Linked DNA regions of Homo sapiens: all the other regions are linked to region 3. Evidence: chromatin contacts called from ENCODE Hi-C or POLR2A ChIA-PET data. All regions are on one chromosome and are shown on one strand. The core of a region is the stretch at or near the end of the contact, and the rest is flanking DNA. Distances in the headings are between cores, read along the strand shown. Region 1 holds the start of EPN1 (epsin 1). Region 2 holds the start of ZNF845 (zinc finger protein 845). Region 3 holds the start of LENG9 (leukocyte receptor cluster member 9). Region 4 holds the start of ZNF628 (zinc finger protein 628). Region 5 holds the start of ZNF444 (zinc finger protein 444).

The links. A loop is a pair of places that touch in the nucleus more often than their neighbours do. ChIA-PET counts read pairs that join two places held with the same protein, here RNA polymerase II (POLR2A). Pooled maps may share reads with other maps.
Region 1: a loop to region 3 is called in a map of chondrocyte, with 3 times the contacts of the local background. The contact joins the promoter of EPN1 here to the promoter of LENG9 in region 3. A Hi-C loop is called at or near these places in 2 of 168 maps with a recorded cell type or tissue (body of pancreas and chondrocyte) and 10 of 50 pooled maps. POLR2A ChIA-PET finds 5 or more read pairs at or near these places in 2 of 52 experiments (H1 and endothelial cell of umbilical vein).
Region 2: a map of ascending aorta shows a loop between it and region 3 (10-fold over the local background). The contact joins the promoter of ZNF845 here to the promoter of LENG9 in region 3. A Hi-C loop is called at or near these places in 1 of 168 maps with a recorded cell type or tissue (ascending aorta) and 3 of 50 pooled maps. POLR2A ChIA-PET finds 5 or more read pairs at or near these places in 1 of 52 experiments (GM10248).
Region 4: a loop to region 3 is called in a map of CD4-positive, alpha-beta T cell, with 7 times the contacts of the local background. The contact joins the promoter of ZNF628 here to the promoter of LENG9 in region 3. A Hi-C loop is called at or near these places in 6 of 168 maps with a recorded cell type or tissue (CD4-positive, alpha-beta T cell, CD8-positive, alpha-beta T cell, PC-9 and 2 more), 7 of 37 single-sample maps with no recorded cell type and 19 of 50 pooled maps. POLR2A ChIA-PET finds 5 or more read pairs at or near these places in 1 of 52 experiments (H1).
Region 5: a loop to region 3 is called in a map of MCF 10A, with 31 times the contacts of the local background. The contact joins the promoter of ZNF444 here to the promoter of LENG9 in region 3. A Hi-C loop is called at or near these places in 3 of 168 maps with a recorded cell type or tissue (Caco-2, MCF 10A and naive thymus-derived CD4-positive, alpha-beta T cell) and 13 of 50 pooled maps.

Annotation. Positions count from the first base shown.
Region 1 is chr19:55,673,942-55,676,641 of GRCh38, forward strand. It overlaps EPN1 (epsin 1), which reads left to right and starts at 1,285. Exons shown (of 11, transcript NM_001130072.2): 1 at 1,285-1,494. It overlaps U2AF2 (U2 small nuclear RNA auxiliary factor 2), which reads left to right. Exons shown (of 12, transcript NM_007279.3): 12 at 1-775. The coding sequence ends at 127. RefSeq lists silencers at 847-1,066, 1,237-1,566.
Region 2 is chr19:53,332,499-53,335,198 of GRCh38, forward strand. ZNF845 (zinc finger protein 845) reads left to right here and starts at 1,251. Exons shown (of 4, transcript NM_138374.3): 1 at 1,251-1,294. RefSeq lists enhancers at 367-1,231, 1,330-1,379, 1,650-1,739 and a silencer at 1,040-1,259.
Region 3 is chr19:54,462,417-54,465,116 of GRCh38, forward strand. LENG9 (leukocyte receptor cluster member 9) reads right to left here and starts at 1,362. Exons shown (of 1, transcript NM_001301782.2): 1 at 1-1,362. The coding sequence starts at 1,110. It overlaps CDC42EP5 (CDC42 effector protein 5), which reads right to left. Exons shown (of 3, transcript NM_145057.4): 3 at 2,610-2,700. The coding sequence ends at 2,685.
Region 4 is chr19:55,475,364-55,478,063 of GRCh38, forward strand. It overlaps ZNF628 (zinc finger protein 628), which reads left to right and starts at 1,254. Exons shown (of 3, transcript NM_033113.3): 1 at 1,254-1,444. RefSeq lists silencers at 1,320-1,519, 1,652-1,975.
Region 5 is chr19:56,139,910-56,142,609 of GRCh38, forward strand. It overlaps ZNF444 (zinc finger protein 444), which reads left to right and starts at 1,378. Exons shown (of 5, transcript NM_018337.4): 1 at 1,378-1,448. RefSeq lists enhancers at 841-1,170, 1,201-1,340.

The sequences.
Region 1 (2,700 bases), core at 35-2,534, 1.2 Mb after region 3:
GGAGTTCACCTCTGTGTTTGACTGCCAGAAAGCCATGCAGGGCCTGACGGGCCGCAAGTTCGCCAACAGAGTGGTTGTCACAAAATACTGTGACCCCGACTCTTATCACCGCCGGGACTTCTGGTAGAGGCGGCTGGGGGAGGGTGGGGGCAGGGCTGGCTGGGGGCTTCTCCCCACTCCCGCCCCCCCCTTATCCCCCTCTGAAGACGATGGGCAGAGGAGTGACAGCCGCAGACACACGACAGCCGGCAGCAACTGGAATGGCAGCAATTAAGGGTGGGGGGCGGGGGTTGGGGGGTTGGGGGGTTAGGGCAGGGAGGGGACTGGGGAAGTGCGCACACAGCCCACACAGACAACACGCACCCACACAGACACAGAGGGAAGGGGTTGGGATGGGGACAGGGTGCACAGCAGGGCGGGGTAGGACCCCAGCCCCTCCCAAAACAGCCTCTCCTTCTCCCATAGACCCCTTTCTTCTCCCCTTCCCCACGGTAGGAACATAGCGTGTTTATATTTTATGGCCAAACTATTTTGAATTTTGTTGTCCGGCCCTCAGTGCCCTGCCCTCTCCCTTACCAGGACCACAGCTCTGTTCCTTCGGCCTCTGGTCCTCTCTGGTCCCCTCCTGGGTTTCTTACGTAGTTGATTTTTCCTCTTTAGTCTCCCCCGACCTGCGCCCAGCCCCGTGGCCCCTGCCCCTCTCCTACTCTCTGTGGCAGTTTCATATTTGCTAAGACGAATTTGCTCATTAAACATTTTGTTGTATTTTACTTTATGGAGCGGCTGTGTGTCCAGTATGTCCGACCCTCTTCCTCGGTTCTGGGCTCGGGTGGGGGTTCCCTTGGCAAACTGCGGGCCCCTGGCTGGGACGCCCCTGCTGCCGGCGCCGGCAGCCTCGAGGCCTTCCCTGCTTGCGCGGTGCCCTTCTCGGGGTCGGCACAGGCACAGCCCCGGGGGACGTGAGGTTCCCGAGTGCTCTCCCACCCCGCCGACAGGAGGGATGGTGGCCGAGCGGGCCGGGGCGGGCGTGGCGTGGGTGTGCCAGGAGCTCCGCGGTTGCCGCCAAGCGAGCTGGAGCTGACTCTCGGCGTTCCGTGAGCACCGCGCGGATCCCCCGCTGCAGCGGGCGGAAGTGACGTAGAGGCGCCTAGCAACGGGGCCCAGCGCGCCGGAAGTGATGCCTTCCAGGTTGGCTTGGCTGCGGAAGCGACTCCTGCCAGGGCGGGGTGCGGCACGGGAGGGCGGGGAGCGCGGCAATTTCCGCTTCCGGTCCGTCGCCTCCTTCTGTTGCTTCCCGTCTCCTCGGCGGCTCCCCTCCCCCGCCCGGCTCTCCGCGCCCCTTCTGGGCGGCGGGGCGGCGGAGCCGTCGGCGTGCGGCCCTCCTTGCGTTCGTGCGTGCGCCCGTGGCCCGGCGCACGTCCCGCGACACCGAGGCCGAGCGGGGCAGGGGGCTGACCGCCATGACCCCCCAGAGCCCGGCGTGAGGGGGCCGAGGTGAGCGCGGGGCGGAGCGCGGGGGACGCTGGCCCGCCTGCTCCGGGTGTTCGGGCCTGGGCCGCGGCGCGCGCGGGCTCGCGTCTGGCCAGTTCTGGGTGTCTCTGGCGGCCTTTGTGTCTCTGCTCCTGTGTCGGCCTTGACTGCCCCCGTGTCGGTTGTCTGTGTCTGTCTCTCTCGTGTCTGTGTGTCTGTCAGCGTCTGTTTCCTGTGGGCCTCTGCCTGTGCCTGTTTCAGTGAACTTAGAAAAGGGTTTGGAGATAGGAGTGTGTTTGTGTGTCTGTCCCGGGTCTCTCTCTCCTCTGTCTGTCGTGTCTGTGTCTGTCAGGATTTGTTCGTGTCTCGTTGAGTTTCCGAGTCTTCTTTTCCCTAGGTGTCTCTAGCCCTTCCCTGCGGGCTTTTCTGCCTATGGTGCAAATCTTACCCCCGCCCCGTCTTCGCATCTGAGTTTTGCCCCCATACCTATCACCTCCAATCCTGAAGTTTCTTTCCAGGAGTCTGTTAACTTGATCTAGAATCTGCCCCTTTTCCCCAGTTTTCTGAGTCTCTGGTGTGATGGTGAAGAGCCCCAGCCTTGGATTCAGAAGCCCGGCTGCCTGCTAAGCTGTGTAATTGCCAGGTGATAGTCTCTGTGTCAAAACCTCAGTTTCCTAGTCGTAGGAAATCCATAGTTCGTAGGCATTCGTAGTTCCTACATCATAGGGTCCTTGTGCATGTAAGTTGAGGTGATGCTTGTAAAGTGCCTGACGGTATCTGACACATAGCAAGTGTGTAATTACTGGGAGCTCTGGTTTTTATTATTACAGTGCTTAGAGATTTTTACACAGTAAGTGTTAGATATCGGTCGGTTATTGGAGTACTCCTTGGAGAACTTTGCCATATCCTTTGTATTCTTTTTAATGTAAGAATTCTCTTTGAATCAATTTAATTTGAAATACAGTCTCATTCTAAGCAGTATCTGAGAAATCTCAGCTTTGATGTGCTAGTTGGGTAATTTTTTCTAATGCACGCCAAATAAGTACAGAGTATTAAGATAGTGCCTTTTCTGCCGCCACCCTTTTGGAAATGTTCTCTGTTTTTTCTCTGATAATAATAGCAGCCAGTGTTATTGAGCGCCTACTATCTGTGGGGCACAGAGCCAAGCACTGCATGTACCCATCTTATTTAATCAACAGGCCTACCAGGTAGGAATTCTTTCATTTCAGA
Region 2 (2,700 bases), core at 1-2,500, 1.1 Mb before region 3:
CAGTACCCGTATCTCGGTAGGAAATTAAATATTTCAAACATCAAATAATTCCAATGTAAATGTATGGATCTTTAAATAATTCTGAGCCTTGAAAGGAATGTGGTCATGCAAGCTGAGTCCAGTGGTATGCAGGCGCAACTTCTAAGAGTTTTCCTGGCCAGACGCGGTGGCTAACGCCTGTAATCCCAACACTTTGGGAGTCCGAAGCAGGTGGATCACTTGACGTCAGGAGTTCGAATCCAGCCTGGCCAACGTTGTGAAACCCAGTCTCTACTAAAAATACAAAACTATTAGCCAGGCTTGGTGGCGCGCGTCTGTAATCCCAGCTAGTTGGCAGGCTGAGGCAAGAGAACTACTTTAACCCGGGAGGTGAAGGTTGCAGTGAGCCGAGATCTCGCCACTGCACTCCAGCCTGGGTGACAGAGAAATACTCTGTCTCAAAAAAGAAAAGAAAAGAAAAGAAAAATCTAAATATAAAAATGAAAGTAATAGATCTCTTCCACAAATGTGCTGGGACAACTAACTGGATATCCACGTGAAAATGAATAATGTTGGATCCCTAACTCACAAAATCAAAAATTTTATTTAAAGAAATTTTAAAAAAGGAGAGAGAGAGAGACGAGGAAGGGAGCGCTGCCGGAGGAGGTGTTACTTTGTCGCCCAGGCTAACTTGGACCCCCCCCCCGGCTCAGCGATCCTCCTGCCACTGCTTCCTGAGTAGCTGGGACCTCAGGCTTTCGCCCCGCGCCCGCATCTCTGCTGTGTTTAAGCAGTAGGTGGTGACCTCACTCCTCCCTGGCCTGAGCACTCCGTCCCGCATCCCAGGGGGAGGCCCTAGGGAAATCTCTGAAGCTGAGGACAGGGTGGACTCTCCTTTCCCAGTGAATGGAGAATAGAAAGGGAGAGGATTTCTATTCTGTTCTGTGGGCCGTCAGCATGAAATCGTATGTTCCACCCAGGCAGGGCTTTGCATTTCACATTCTAGTTTGCATCCCCGTTTCAGACAATTCCAGGGCTTTTGAATCATGCCTCAGCCTTCCTGTCCGGTCTCGCCTCCAAAGCTCGAAAACAAGAGGCGCTGGGAGCGAGGTTGAGAGACGCACGGGTCCCACCCCGGCCCCGCCTTCTGCCAATTCTAAAGGGGAAGGTCTCTCCGCTTCGCGCCCCGCCCCTACCTCGCTCAGGCCCCGCCTACCTCCCCGCGGGTCCCGCCCAGGCCTGGCTTCTGTCCTGCGCGCGCAGATTCGCGCAAACCCGGAAGCGGATCGCATGGAGTGATGGTCCCACCGCAGCGGTGAGTTTTGCTCTGTGTTGTGTTAAGTCTGCGCTTCCCAAGTCCCCGGCGCTTCTGTACCTGGGACGTGGGGTCCCCATAGACCTGGAAATTCTCACCCGTGTTCCTTCACCTAGAGCAAATTTAGACGTCCTCGTCAGAGTCCAGGGGTCGCTTCCTTTTGGGTTTAAAGTCGCCCTGAGGATGGTCCCTTCCCGAATCTTTCTGCTATAGGGCAATGTATACACTTCCCATCGCGTAGTTTCCCTGCTCAAAACCTTTTTCTGACTCCTCCCGACCCGCACTTTTTAAAGTCCTTACCGCGAGGCGGATTCCCGCCCTTGGCGCCTCCCAGTCTTGTCTTAAGGCGCCGTCGCCCCCCACCTCCCTCCTCGTTCCAGGCCCTTATGCTCCCCAGGTCTCCCCACCGCAGTCACCGCTTACCCTGAGCCCGCGTTGGGGAGGTGCCCGGGGCTGTCCTATGACACCGGGTGTTCTTGCCTGCCCTGCACCAGCCCCTGGAAAATGCGCTCCTCCGGGATGCAGGCGTCTTACTCCAAAGCCCTCCTGTGATTGTGTTGGCCAAAGGGATCAGGAGACTGAGAGAGAGAGCAGTAGAAAACCTGAGACAGAGAAAAGAAGAATGAGAAAGACCATAACAGATGGCAAAGTAGAGGATGAGTGAGGGATTTGCCAAGAGAGAGCAAAAATGAAAAAAACAAAACAAAACAAAAAACAGCAGGAGGAGCAGATCCCAGGGAAAAAGAAAACAAGAGCTAGAGAGAGAAGGGGAGAATGAGAGATATGTACAGAATTAGGGAGGGAAGCACAGTAATGAAGAAAGGGGGGCTGGGCGCAGTGGCTCACGCCTGTAATCCTAGCACTTTAGGAGACTGGGGCAGAGGGATTGCTTGAGTCCAGGAGTTCAAGACCGGCCTGGGCAAAATAGTGAGACCCCCCCCCCCATCTCTGTCAAAAAAAAAAAAAATTTAACTGGGCGTGATGGTGCACACCTGTAATCCCAGCTGCTCTGGAGGCTGAGGCAGGAGGATCACTTGAGCCCAGGAGGTCCAGGCTGCAGTGAGCAGAGATCATGCCACTGCACTCCAGCCTGGTCAACAGAGCAGAGCCTGTCTCAAAAGATTAAAAGGGGTGGGGGACTTTGGGTTCAGATGAGTGGGTGAGTTCATTGGATATGATTAGTTGTGATATGTTGACTTCTGTTTATATAATCTAATAACTTAGAACTTGTTTAAATTATACAGATGATATTGAGAATTTTAAAATTCCTATCTATAAGACACATACATTCTGTAAATCTTGGCATTAGAGGTCAGCTTCCACTTGGAATCCCTATTCAGCCAGAGGGTAGTGACTTAATTCAATTGTGAGAGCCTCTCTTCCCTCTTCCCATGGTGAGGTAGGAA
Region 3 (2,700 bases), core at 112-2,611:
ATTTAGCCCCGGGGCCAAGAGGGCCCGTCTCAGAGCTCCAATGGCAGCGGCCTCCTCCCCAGCGCCTGCCAGTCGCAGCAGGGCCAGGGTCAGGTGTAGGTTCTGAGAGGGCACTAGGAAGTTGGCGCAGTGTGGGGCCACGTGGACCAGGTATTCCTGGGCCTTGGTCACTTCTGCTTGTAGCCCAGGCTCGGTCACCATGAGGGCCACAAAATGTGTGGGGCGCGGTTGGCAAGGGGCTGCAACACTAAGGCGGGCCCTTTTGTCCTCGGGCCAGGCCGCAGGACCCCACTCGGCTTCTGTCGTCTCAGCGGAGCCCCCCGGGACTCCCAGGGCCTGTGCTTCCTTGCCCCCCAGCAATGTGGTCCTGGTGGCTGCTGTTGGCTTCAGTGCCTCAGTCACTCCGGCGAGGCGTCCTCTTGGGGCCAGTGTTCCCAAATCAGCAGCTGTGCCCAGCGCCCTCTCCTGGGCCGCCTCCAGCTCTCCGGGTTCCTCCACGCCTGGTTCCTGGTGCCCTGTGCAGAGCGGCCTTGTGCTCCCTCGCTTGGGGGCAGCCTGGGCCTCCTGACCTGTCCCCGCCAGTGTCCACTCGGCACCCTCTGCCCCGTGGGCGCCCTCGGTGTTCGGTGCGTCCAGGATGGTGGGCCCGCGTCCCGCCGCCGAGCCAGAGCCAAAGACGAGGTCGGTGCGCGAGGCGCGGTCCCACACAAGGCGGCCACGGAAGCGGAAGAAGCGCACGCGGTGCTGGGGCACTGCCAGCACGCCCGGCCCGAGCGCCGCCAGCGGCTGGTCCCAGCAAAAGGCGCTGAAGGGCTCCTCGCGCACACCCAGAAAGCGGTCGACGTAGCCCACCGAGAAGTCGGCGGGGTCGAGGCGCGGGTCCCAGCGGATGCGCTGGATGACGTCCGCGGCTGTGCGCAGCGGCGGCTTCTTGGCCCCGGCCTCCGGCTGCGCCTCGCGGCCAGGCGGCGCCGGCGCCCCAGGGTGGGGCTGGCGGCAGCGGGCGCCGAAGCGGCAGCGGCCTTCCAGGAAGAAGCGGCAGGCCGGCGGGGGCGCGGGTTCCGTGGCGGGGGCTTCCTGCGGCAACTCCGGCTCTCTGGCCGCTGCCATGGGTGCGGGGAACTGGCACGCCCGCCGCGCAGACGAGGTCGCCCCGCACGGAGGGCGGCTCCCCTTGGATGCACCGAGCCTCACCCGACAGTGGCGTCAGCGGCCCGCGCTCCGGCCTAGCTCTGGGGACCACGCCGCGTGCCCTCGCGAGGACTCTGGCCCAGTCCCTCCTTGGTGGAGAGCCTGACACCGCTGCTCTGGGACTTCCCGGCTGCGCCCTCCCCCAGCGCCAGGAAAGCAAGCTGCGTAAAGGCTGCGGCAGTCTCGGTCTCCCGGAGCTCTTGGGAGCCTGGCCCCGCCCCTTTCCCGGTGATTGATGTGTGCTGCCTCTTTCTGGGTGATTTACATGTAATGCCCCGCCCCTTTCGGGATGATTACGTGTGCCTCGACCTTTAGGTGATTTACATGTAGTGCCCCGCCCCGTTCCCGGTGATTTACATGTGGTGCCCCGCCCCTTTCCTGGTGATTTACGAGTGCCCCACCCCTTTTAGGTGATTTTTTTTTTTTTTTATGTGTGCCTCTCCCCTTCCCAAGTGATTTACATATGTTCCCCGCTCCTTTCAGGGTAATTTACATGTAATGCCCCGCCCCTTTCCGGGTGATTTACGAGTGCCTCTCCCCTTCTCAAGTGATTTACATGTGTCCCGCCCCGTTCCGGGTGATTTACATGCGTGCCCTGGCCCTTTCCCAGTGATACTTTTGTGCTGCCTCTTTCCGGGTGATTTACGTGTGTGCCTCTCCCCAAGTGATTTACATGTGTGCCCTGTCCGTTTTAAGGTGATTTACATGTGGTGCCCCGCCCCTTTCCGGGTGATTTACCTGTGTCCCATCCCTTTCCCGGTGATTTACATGTGGTGCCCCGCCCCTTTCCCGGTGATACCTGTGTGCCCCGCCCATGAGGGGACGTCTTTAAAGAACCTGGACCCGCCCTCAGTCCAAGTGATTTACATTTGCGGCCCCGCCCCTCTGGGAAACTTACGAGAACCTGGCCCCTCAGTCCAAATCATTTGCATGTTCGGCCCCATCCCTCGGGGGCCTTAAAGAACCAAGATGCCTGCGGACCCTTCCCCCACGGAGACCAGGCCCCTACTGCTCTAAAAGTGTTCTCAGACACTTCCCTCTGCAGCCGCTCCCAGAGTAAACGGCGGCTCCGCCGGGTCGGAGTCCACCTGAGGCGTTCAGGGCCAGAAAGACTCCTGGGGCTGCAGCACTCTGCAGCCCCGCCTCGGCTGGCCCCGCGGTGGCTGAGTCTGGCCCGGCCCCAGGACCACGTCCGGCCGGCGGTGGCGCACAGTATTTGACGAATGGGACTGCGGGAGCCGCCGCCTCTGCAAGGGGCACCGCCTGGCCACGCCCTCGGGCTCTCTTAAAGGAGCCGCACCCCCACCCCAGGGCAATCATCGGACCCGGACCAGGCCTCCGGGTGACACATCCGGCTCTCAGAGGCGCCAGGACCCTATCATTCATCCCTTTCCACGTGCAAAGTGAAAAGTCAGAGCCCGGGCACACACCTTGGCCGTTTATGTATACAGAAGTGGGGTGCCGGGCGGGAAGGGCGCGGGGAATGAGGGAACCTAGAGGCCGATGACG
Region 4 (2,700 bases), core at 4-2,503, 1.0 Mb after region 3:
CCACCTAGCACAGGAGGCTTTCCAGTGGGATCTTGCTGGGCAGGGATGGGTTAAGGGTAGAAGGGCCTTCTGGCCTGAGAAACAGCATGCAGAATGGTCTTCAAGCTGAGGGTACTGCCTTTGAGCAGTGGCTCTCAACTAGTGAACATGTGGCAATGTCTGGAGATATTCTTTTTGTTGTTGTTGTTTTTTTTTTTTAACACAGAGTCTCACTCTGTCACCCTGGCTGGAGTGCAGTGGCACGATCTTGGCTCACTGCAACCTCCGACTCCTGGGCTCAAGCGATCCTCTTGCCTCAGCCTCCTGAGTAGCTGGGGTTACAGGTGCCTGCCACCATGCCCGGCTAATTTTTGTATTTTTAGTAGAGACGGGGTTTCACCATGTTGGCCAGGCTGGTCTTGAACTCTTGACCTCAAGTGATCTGCCTGCCTCAGCCTCCCAAAGTGCTGGGATTACAGGTGTGAGCCACCGCGAAAATCTCTATCTGGAGATATTCTGAGCTCTCCTACGGGGTGTGTGGAGCGGGGCTGGGGATGCTACCTGCATCTAGTGAGTGGGGGCCCTAGAGTGTGTAGGACAGTCCCCGCTGCAATGAATCCATCCCAAATGGCACTAGTGCTCTGGTTGAGAAACTGCGTTTAATGACCCTCAGAAAAGCCAGTGTGGCTGGAACGCTGGGTTGGGCGGGGGTTGAGCGTGGAGAGGGGCTTTGGAGCAGCTCGGTCTCCCACTAAAACCCTAGGCCCCACAAGGAGTCTGTGGATTCCAGCCTCCCAGAACAGACCTTTGCCCAGCAGGAACCAGGTTTCTGCAGCGTCTGGATGAGCGTGCACGAAGCACACGCCCGAAAATCCTGAGCACGTGGCTCTACCGAGGGACTGGAAGCGCTCCAGGCCTCGTTTTCCCGCTGGAGCGATTACACCCTGGGGGCGGGGCCCGCTTCACGGGAGGGATTTTTGTACAACCGTGGTGCATGGAAGGATTTTTTTGCAGATGAGAGGGAATCGGGATTAATAAGGGGAACTTGCGACCCCGCGTCTCGAGCTGGCCGTCCCTGGCCTTGGGCTCACCGGGGCCTCGGCCCCCAAGACCTGACAACTGGAGTCCGCGACCACAACTGGGAGAACTACAACTCCCAGGATGCCGCGCACCGCCTGCGCCCGAGCTCGACGAGGCCTCGCACAGCCAATGGGAGGGTCCGGGGGCGGGAACTCGGAGTACGTGCGTTGTGACGCACCGACGGCGACGTCGGGGTTTGTGTGCGCGAGAGGCCGCCGATAAAGGTTGGGTGCCTCGCGCCGGGGGCCGTTGGGAGGGAGTGCGCCCCTGCCCCCCCTCCCCGGTCCCCACAGCTGCACCGCCGCTGCCGGGGCCCCACCTTCCCGTCGACCCCCGCGGGAAGGTCCTGGGGCTGCCACCCTCGTTCCCCCGATTGGGGCCGCAGGTGAGAGACCGGAGGGGGTGGGGGTGGGGGGAGGGACCGGAGGGCGGAGAAGTTGCAGGGGGTGGGGCGGGGGGGGGGGCGTGAAACCGGAAGGGGTACCTTAAAGGGGAGTCACTATTTCACCTCCGACATTTGCCAGCTAGGCCGGGTCCGCCCTCTTAAAGGGCAAGGGGCCACATTGAGAGGGCGGGTCAGGCTTTGCATTTTTACAGAAGCTTTCTGACTTAAAACAATGTTTTTCCCCTAAAAGGCGGTTATCTCATTAAAGGCCAGTGACCGTTTCCCAGACATTGAAGCAAAAACTCCTGAGTCCTGGTTGCTTCAAAGCGATCCCTGGTTTAGCTCAACAAAAGTGGAGATGGGGCTCCAGTGGCAGCATCCCCTTAAAGGGGAGGTCCAGCCTGCTGAACGGGTGTGGCGCGGCCTTTTAAAGGGGATGTCTTCTTGTTAAATGGGACCCCGCTCTTTCAGGGCACGGATATCTCTTTTAAGGAGATGCTGGGGCTTCTCAAAGGCACGTGCAGCTTCTTAGCATCAGTAGGTTTGTTTTTTTTTTTTTTTTTTTTTTCTGGAGACGGAGTCTTGCTCCGTTGCCCAGGCTGGAGTGCAGTGGCGCGATCTAACCTGCTTACATATTAAAGGGTACACTTATCTTTTAAAAAGGAAGTTCTTGGCTAGGCGCGGTGGCTCACGCCTGTAATCCCAGCACTTTGGGAGGCCGAGGCGGGCGGATCACTTGAGGCCAGGAGTTCAAGACCAGCCCAGGCAATATGGTGAAACCCCGTCTCTACTAAAAATACAAAAATTAGCCGGGCGCGGTGGCGTGCACCTGTAATCCCAGCTACTCGGGAGGCTGAGGCAGGAGAATCGCTTGAAGCCGGGAGGCGAAGGTTGCAGTGAGCCGAGATCGCGCCACTGCACTCCAGCCTCGGTGACAGAGTGAGACCCTGTCTCCAAAAAAAAACAAAAAAAACACACAAGTTCTTGTAGCTTGTCCGACGGGGATGCCTAGCCTTCATTCATTTAAAATTTGTTTACTGCGCACACACTCTGCCAGACATTATTGTAGGCACTGGGATGGCATACAACAGTGAACCAGACAGAAGCCCCTATTTTCCCGGCGTTGACATTCTAGCATGGGGAGGCAGAATAAAACAGAAAGCACACTGGTTATATAGTAGCGGTTCTCATCTGGGGGCAACGGTGCTCCCCAGGGGCGACACTGCGGCTAAGACTCGGAGGTGCAGGAGTGAGCT
Region 5 (2,700 bases), core at 128-2,627, 1.7 Mb after region 3:
AGATGTCAAGTAGGCCATCGGATATGAGTGGGAAGAAGATCAGCGTGCTCTAGGAGCAGAAAGGAGGCATGACTGGAACTCATTAAACACGAGGAGAAGACAGTGGTAGACAGGTGGGCCAGGGCAGATTAGGCCACCGTGGGCAAACTGGTCACAAAGTTCTGAGTCAGCCACTCATCGCTTGTGAAACCTGGGGAAAGTTGTTCATTTATGAATATAAGACGAACAACTTCCATGTAATGAATGCTTGTTATGGGTAAGCCACTGTCTTCGTTTTTATGGCGCGGAGTCTTCAGATCAGCCGGGGAGGTGGAGGATGGGAGGGGGATTCTCTTATCCTTGTTGTACGGAGGAGGAAATACGCTGCGGGCTGGGGTAGGGCTTGTATGAGCCATAATCAGGTCTGGAACTGTCTAGATAAAAACTTCAGCTGATCTCTTAGGATGTCTGTCTGCTCTAAAATCCAAATATGCTTCTTCACAGTTCTGAGATGCAGAAACTGAGGCCTCAGGACGGGGCAGTAGTCTGTCCAATAGGGGCACAGCGAGGACGCGTGGCAGGTAGCGCTGTCCCCCAATTCACCCCAGGGGAAACTGAGGCTAAAGAGAGGGCGGTGTCCTGTCCAGGTTCACACACAGGAAGAGCCAAACCGAGGCCCCCGCGCTGGCCCCCTCCTGAGCCACTGCCCACCCCGGAACAGGAGGGCAGCCTGCTCACGTCCTGATTCCTGGCACCGACATCGGCCCTTAAGTTCTGCCCGGGTGGAGAGGGAGGACAAAAAAAAATGCGATCCGTAGTCAAGGAGACGTAGCCTGCACTCCTGATTGGCGCAGAACTCTAGCCTGGTCTCCTCCTCCTCCTCCTCTTCGCTTGCCAGCTTCTAGAGCTCCGGAGGCCCCACCTCCCAAATGCCCGGCGGTGCCCGGCCTCCCCTGATCTCCACAACAACGCCGCCATGGCTCCTCCTCCTCCTCCCTCTTTTTTTCCCGGCACTTCTGCGCATGTCCAGGGCCCGCGCGCAGACCACTGGGAAGCCTCCTCGTGCATTCTGGGAAATGTAGTCCAAAGCCTGTCGCGCTCAGACAGCCCGCGACATTTGCGCCGTCAAGGCCAAATAGGCTGCAGACGACGCTTTCGCGTATCTTGGGAAATGTAGTTCCAGTGTTGGCGAAGACGCCACGCGGTGACAAACAGGAGTAAGGCGGTCCCCAGGCGAGGGCCAATTGGCAGCCGCCTTTGCCGCGATGCTTCCTGGGAGTTGTAGTTCGGGGTGAGGCCGGGGCTTCATGGGGAGTTGTTGGGCTGAACGAGCGGCTCGGAGTATGGGATTGGGGGAGGGGGACGGGGGAGTTTGGCGCAAAGCCTGCTGGGGCATGGAGTCCCGGCGAGCTTTGTGCGCATGTGCGGGGAGGTGAGGGGGCTTGGGGGGCCTCGCCTGAGAGAGTGAGGTGAGCGAGGGGGGAAGGAGGGAGGGATTGGGTGGGGGCGGTTGGACGAGGGAGGGACCAGAGGTTGGATGGGAAGAGGGGCGCCGGGGGCCTCAGGAGGGAAAGATGGGAGACTTGCGGGGAGGGGAGGAGAAGGGGGCTGAGTGATGGGGAAGGGGCTGGGAGAGGGAACTAGAGGGGGAGGGACTTGGAGAGGGGGAGGGGTGGATAGTGGGAGGGGGTCGTGGATCCTCGAGGTCCTGAACGCGGGAGAGAAATGCTGAGGGAGAGGACGGGGGAGGGGCGCCTGGGGGAGGGGGAGGGGCGGGACGGGGGAGGGACAGGTGGGGGAGGGGAAGGGGACCCTAGCAGAGGGTGGGCTGTGAGATGAAAGCTGAGTGGGAAGCTGGACCCTACAAAGGAGTCTGGGGGCGCCGGGACCGGACCCCTTCGGAAAGGTTTGCGGGAAGGGGCTTCCGGGGACGATGGTTATTGTTGTAACGTAGATACGGCGCAGGTGGCTCGTTTTGCGCGCTGCTTCTACAAGTGCAACTTTTACAGAGTTGTGAGATTCCTGAAGATAAGAATCGTTGCTCTGTTTTGCTGCTTTCTCAGTGCGGAGCATCTGCCTTTTTAGCTTGTTGCAAGGCATTATTACCTTCGGTAATATGTGTAAAGTGCTTAGAAACTCTGTTTATTGTCAAATGAAGTTGACCCCCGCCACCTCTACCCCAGTCAGGATGGAGTCACCCTCCTCTATATCCGATTTTAACGCCTATTCCAATGTATACTTAGTATTTTAATCTGCGTGCGTGTTCATAGCAGTGTCCCCTGGGCACCTCGCAGGGAAACTTCGACAAAGTAACCCTAAGTCTGACTGGACACTTACTAGCCAGGTGTGGTTCTCAGCATTTTTGTTCTCCTTCTATCACTTTACAGTCAACGAAATGGAGATACAGGGTATTACAAAAGGTGCCTTGTACCTCGTCCAAGGACACAGAGCTGGTAGGAGGCAGAGCTGGAATTTGCCCCAGAGCCTTTGTGCCGTAGGTAAATATTTGTCCAGTGGGCCAGCGGCTCTCAACCAGGAGTGGTTTTGTCCCCCAGGGGACATGTGGCAATGTCTGGAGACTTTTTTTTTGGTTTTTCCAACTTGGGAAGTGCTACTGGCATCTCATGAAAAGAGGCAGAGATGCTGGTAGACATCGTATGTTGCACAGGATAGCCCGCCACGACACAAGTGCCATTAATGTCGAGGTTGGGAACCTAGAGT